Linked DNA regions of Homo sapiens: region 2 is linked to region 1. The links are chromatin loops, found by intact Hi-C in ENCODE. Cell type or tissue: PC-9. All regions are shown on one strand. Each heading gives the region's core, and the rest is flanking DNA. Links, peaks and the distances in the headings are about the cores only.

Region 1 (2,906 bases), core at 164-2,663:
GTCAGAGGACAAGACTGTTTGGTGGGCTCTTCTAATGAGGAACCCACAAGAGTCATGTTTTAAGAAGTGGCCATGACCCTCCCTGACCCTCAGTGTGATGGGGTTGTGGAGATCCGACCTGTCCCCACCTTTCTTGGCCAGGTCACACCCTTAACAAGCTCTACCTATGAGGTCCCATGGCTAGGTGTGACAGGAGGTGCCACTCAGGTACATAGAAAATGAAGGCTAGAGGCTGGCAGGTGGGTAACCAGTGCAGTCAGGACACCTGGACCCTGGGGTTTTACTCACATTCGTTATCCTAGCCTGAGAGCTTAGGGCTCCCTCTGGTACCAAATCCCAGACATCTTTTCTTGCAAGTGATTCTCCCGCCTGGACATTCTGTGCCTGTCCCTGGCCTCTCTGCCTCACATACTCTCACCGACTGGATGGATATAGCCCTGAATGTGGCACAATAGGCTTTGCTTTGGCCACAATAACTGCAACCAGGTGTCTCTTATTTTCCTTCTCCTGAGGCTTCTGCTCCCTTGGCTGGGGGCCACATCTGGTTCTGAGCCACCTAGTGCTTAGCCCGTCCCTCTTCAGTTCACCAATCCTGCACTGCCTGTGGGCTGATGTGTGATATTTCTTCCCAGCCTTCACGTGGTAACATCAGTTGCGGCTCATGAGGCCCATGCACTTATGTATTTTTTGACACCAAATGCCATTTCTCACAAATTCCAGCAAAGTGGAAAGGAGAAAGGGTAAACAGCTACAGGCTGCTGGGGTGGACACTGCAGTCACCGAGAGAGCTCTGGGGAAGGGCCCACTCCTGCTCCCACCACTGTCTACACTGGGAAGCCAAGAAGATTGAAGTGAATTTCTGGACTTTCCTGAACAGGAGCATTTTTTATTTGGATAGTTTTTTTGTAGACGATGATATGTGATACCTAAGGCTGATGGTGTGTGCCCCACCCTCCCCTCCTTCCCCCCAGCATCTTCTCTTTGTCTTCCTGACCAAGAACAAAATCAATTTCATCTGTTCTCATGGCCACTTATAATCTTCATGAGCTCAGCTTGAAGCTCATGAAGTTCTCAGCCTGTTTAAATTAAACCATTTTTAATGTATCTTTTTTCTACCTAATTCAGTGTTTCATAACCATGCCTTCCCACTTAATAAATGTAAAGATATCTTGCCTTCTCACTTAATGTTTTAACTTTCAAAAATGTAAATACCAAACTCGTATCATGACTAAAAGACAGCTCATTTCAAATACAGGTTATGCTTGTTTTCAAATGACACTTCCTCTAACTAAAATAACTTCCCTGCCATCTGTTTTAGATATTCCAAACATCACCTCCCCACTGGGGCTAGGGGGTGATACACAGACTCTCCCAGTTAGAATCACCGTTCCTATTCAAGTATGAGCCCCTGGGCTAAGCTTACCTGCTTTACCTGCCTGCCAGGTGTAATACGTTTTAGCTTCTGAGGAGGAGGGTTTCTCAGTGACCCAGGCTGCTCTGCCCTGGCCCCAGGCCTTTGTCTGTGACCCCCTAGTGGCCAGTCCCAGGTAGCTATATTTCACACTCATCCTCTCCAAACTTGAATGCAGCTTCTCCCGCTCTAGCCAGCTCTTTCCTTTGACTTCTCAGCTCCCTTGAAGCACACAATTGTCCTAGGAACTTGGGGGTGACCTTGGGGCCACTTTCGGTTTCTCTTCCTCCTTTGACCCCATATACAGTAATTCTCCCTGTCTTGTAGAGTCCTTCTGCAGCATCTATGTCCTTTGTGCCTTCCTTTACTTCAGCACTGCTGGTGGCTGGTTTTGGGTTCCATCACATCCTGCCTGGATTCTTGTAAGAGCCTCCTCCTGCTCTCTTCTGTGCCAGGTTTGTTCTGCACACACCACCAGCCCTTCACTCTTTTGTGTTCTATTTATTGAGTAAATATTATGTACAAGGCACTGTATTGCATGCTAGAGAGCATACGAAATGAAGATGGAGTGTTCCCACTCCAGGGTGCACACTGGGCAGTGGTAAAAGGAAAATGGGGCCGGGCGCAGTGGTTCACGCGTGTAATCCTAGCACTTTGGGAGGCCGAGGCAGGTGGATCATCTGAGGTCAGGAGTTTGAGACCAGCCTGACCAACATGGTGAAACCTCGTCTCTACTAAAAATACAAAATCAGCCAAGCATGGTGGCACATGCCTGTAATCCCAACTACGCCAGAGGCGGAGGCAGGAGAATCACTTGAACCCGGGAGGCGGAGGTTGTAGTGAGCTGAGATCACGCCACTGCACTCCAGCCTGGGCGACAGAGCGAGACTCCGTCTAAAACAATAACAACAACAAAAACAAAACAAATAAACAAACAAAAAAGAAAATGAAATGTCAGGGCTTTCTAAATTTATTATGCCGAAGTGAAAAATTAAGCCTTGGAAACTGGGTCATGCGATATAGCTGTTCTTCTTCTCTCCTGCAAAGACAGTTGCTTCCTGACTTGTGTGTTGACATGTTGCATAGTAACCAGACTCCCTTGTCTGTATTCAAACCTAGAGTAAATGACATTGGAGAAGGAGGCCCTTGTGACTGCTACCTTTTTACAATAGAATGTTAAGCAACCCCATGAGAGTGTAATCAATAGCGGTCAATCAGATCTTACATCTGTACACTAGCCTTTGTGTGGAAAACGTCGTAATTCTGTTCAGCACCTCTATTTTTGCCTATATAAGTGATCTTCATTTTCCCCCTGCACTGGGAGTACTGATTGCCATTCTTCGGTGTTCGTGTGTCCCCAGAAGACGGCTCTCACATGCCATGCTTGAAAAAACTCTTTTTAACCAGATCCTGAGCCTTTTGATTATTTTAGGTTGACAGGCACTGGATTAATTTTCTAAAATTTCTCCTTTGATTCTCTCTTTCATCTGCTCAA
Region 2 (2,906 bases), core at 253-2,752, 250 kb before region 1:
TTAGAAAGGGCGAGCTGACCTGTCTTTTCCTGTATGCAGTAAGCCATAAAGATTCCTCTCGGAGGTCCCTTCTCTGGATGAGAAATTAGCTCTTATCTTCACAGACTGGGAAGTGAGGCTGCAACAGACCTGAATAAATAAACTTTCCAGGCTGGGTGTGGTGGCTCACACCTGTAATCCCAGCACTTTGGGAGGCTGAGGTGTGTGGATCATATGAGGTCAGGAGTTCGAGACCAGCCTTCAGAGACCAGCTCTGGCCCTCCCGGATGCCTCTGTCTGCCCCCGCTTCGGCTGCTGCGCTGTGCCAGCAGGTCCCGCAGGGCTTCACATTCCTCACTCAGGTCTTCCATTCAAGAAATGTTCATTGACTGATACTGAGCAGGCCACTGGGGTGAGTGGTCAATAAGACCCAGCCGCCACACTGAAGTAAAGTTGGTGGGGAGACAGACCACAGTCACGCACCATACAGGCCATGATGGGCAAATGTCAAGGGTGTACGGGGCAGGGGCATCACAGCTACGGCACCCAACCCAACCTGCAAGGTATAGGAAGGATTCCTGGAAAAAGGAACCACTAAGCTAAGACCACAGGGCAAGTGAAGCTCAGCCAGGCAAAGGGAAGACGTGGGCCCAAGCTGACTAGAAAGGCCCAGAGGCCATCATAAGACACTGGGAAGGGGAGGGGCCGGAGCAGTGCACAGGGGCCAGACCACGAGGGTGGGCAAGGGGGTGGGGTTTATCCATCTCAAAAAGAAAAAAAAAAGATAAATAAATAAAATATGAGTCAAATGCATGATGGATTAAGCTGCTTTATTTACTATAAAGTCTGTACACATATGAGCAATAACTATTACTTCCTCTTTTATTAATGTATTCTTTCTGGCTTCCTGAAGGACGTCTTCACTGGGATGTTCTGCCAGGAACTTAAACCCCAGCCCTGGTCTCCCCTGCGTGGCCCCTGACTTCCCAGCTCTGCCAGTGGCACCACCATCCGCGTCGCTCATGCCTCCTCCTGTTCTCCTTCCTTCCTAATTGCTCTGAAACCTCACCCATTTGCCCCCGTTCCCCAGCTATCATGCTCTTTTCCTGGACAGACTTCTGGTCAAGCTGCTGGCTTGCTCAAAGACCTTTGTTGGCCGCGTGGCCTAAAGGGTTAAGTGAAACCTCCTACCTGGGCACTGGAGGACCTGGCCATGCTGCTCTCCCCTTCACAGTTGACCTAGACTTGGGACAAGCTGGATTCCTGAGAATCCGTGTTTCCTGCCCCTGTGCCTTTGCTCAGGCTGGTCTCTCCGCCTGGAGCGCCTTCCTTCATCTCTGTTTGCCCCAGCCCCGCCTGCCCTGTAAGGCCCAGTCTCGACACGGCTTTGCTGCAGGAGGGCTTTCTCGATGTGCTTCGGGGCAGGCTGCCTCCACCTTTTGGAACCTTTTGCACGATCTTCTATTTTGGGCGGTATCTGGCGCCGAGTTGAGTGTTGGATCATGTCATTTGAAGGCCATCCTACCGAACTGTAAGCTCTTTCAGGGCACGGGCTGCGTCTTGTCCCTTTCTATGTCCCTTGTAGCCTCAGCATGGGGCCCGGTTTCACTCAACCCAAGGGTGACCCGGCATTTCAGGTTCAATGCAGAGCGGCCTGACAGGCACACTTCCTGCAATGGCCACAGGATGGCAGCACAGACCGGGTTTCGGCACCTAGGCGCGCCTCCCGCACCCACCGCACTATTCAACGTTTCTCGACCCTAGTGGAGTACCCGGTCCCCTGGAGATGTTGTGCAGGAGGGTCCCCTCTCTAGGGCTGGGGGCTTTAGGGCTGGGGAAGAGGCACCAGGGGCAGAGCCTCTGGACCCCACCTGGAGTCCTGTAGTGAGTGCGTTTCCTCCCCTTCCCAGCGGCCCCTTTTCCAAGAGAGAACTTGCGGAGGGGGGAGGGGGTGGGGGGTGAGGAAGGAGCACTAGGGAGGGAGTCGGCGGGTTTGGGTCCTGGTTCTGTGCTGCGGTCCTGGGCAGGTGTGGTGTGTAACGGGAAAGGGCCTGTCACAAAGCGTGGCAAATGTGCTCGTGGCAGATGCCCACGAACGTTTGTCTCCCTGTCCTCTGGCCTCCACCTCCCCTGCAATTTTCCCAAAGGCAAAATGATGGGTTGGACAAACGATAGGAAATGTAGCCACGTTCGCTGCGCATGGGGCAAGGTGGGGGTGGGGGTGGGGTTTCCGGGGCACCAGATCGCTCTGCTCCCATCTCAAGGCCCCTGCTTCTGGAGGCAGGGTTAGCTCCACGTAGGCAGAGGAAACACCCCGGGTTTCTTAGGATTCTTGCTGTGTGACCTTGGGAAGTCCCCGCACGCCTCTGGCTGCAGCTGCCGCCTGTGAAAGAAGGGGCTGCACTTCCTGGATGGTGGAAGGTTGCTAAGGTAACCACAAAGTGCCCGCTCAGCAGCAGCTGCCGTCATCATCATAGTTATTATTATTAGGGTTTCGTCCTGTGCCAGCATTTGACAATTCTAACCCCACCTGGAGGCCTGCTAAGAGAGCAGGCGAGGGCTGGTGATCATTTAGGGATGCCTAAAATGTTTGCAGGGGGAGCAGGAGAGAGGAAGGACAAAGGATGTTCATGAGGGTCAAAGACCTGGGTTTGGGGCTTCTCGGGGCGAGGGGGTGCGGAGGGAGGGCCCCAGATCGCGCCTTCTCCCTTTAGGTCTGGTCCCGGGGTGGCGGCGCGCGTGCGCAGGAGGAGGCCGTGGGCCCGGCCAGCAGAGGGCGCCGCGAGCACCACGCCCGGGCTTAGCTGTGCGGGGCTCCGCCTTGCTGCGCAGTGGGCAAGCCGGTCTGGCTGCGATGGGGGAGGGCTACGCTGGGGAGCTGCGGGTAAGGGCAGCTGTCACCGTTTTCAGTTGTTGGTCGGTGTCCT

The links. Hi-C counts contacts between places; a loop is a spot of excess contacts. Peaks named below come from ENCODE experiments on the same cell type or tissue, not always from the same donor. Only the 100,000 strongest peaks of a DNase experiment are listed, where the experiment ranks them.
Region 2: a loop joins it to region 1, with 6 times the contacts of the local background. A loop is called at or near these places in 7 of 110 quality-filtered maps.

The regions. Positions count from the first base shown.
Region 1 is chr17:41,416,319-41,419,224 of GRCh38, reverse strand. No RefSeq gene overlaps it. Among named protein-coding and RNA genes, the nearest start is that of KRT37, 6.8 kb to the left of the region's middle. In PC-9, for the core only: CTCF peaks have their summits at 1,328 and 1,531 (motif pointing left); DNase peaks (open chromatin) are centred at 904 and 1,364; H3K27ac peaks cover 2,500 bases.
Region 2 is chr17:41,665,919-41,668,824 of GRCh38, reverse strand. No RefSeq gene overlaps it. Among named protein-coding and RNA genes, the nearest start is that of EIF1, 22 kb to the left of the region's middle. RefSeq lists enhancers at 1,335-1,564, 2,435-2,564, 2,595-2,906 and a silencer at 2,625-2,864. In PC-9, for the core only: CTCF peaks have their summits at 1,462, 1,661 (motif pointing right), 2,520 and 2,726 (motif pointing right); a DNase peak (open chromatin) is centred at 1,654; H3K4me3 peaks cover 962 bases; H3K27ac peaks cover 490 bases.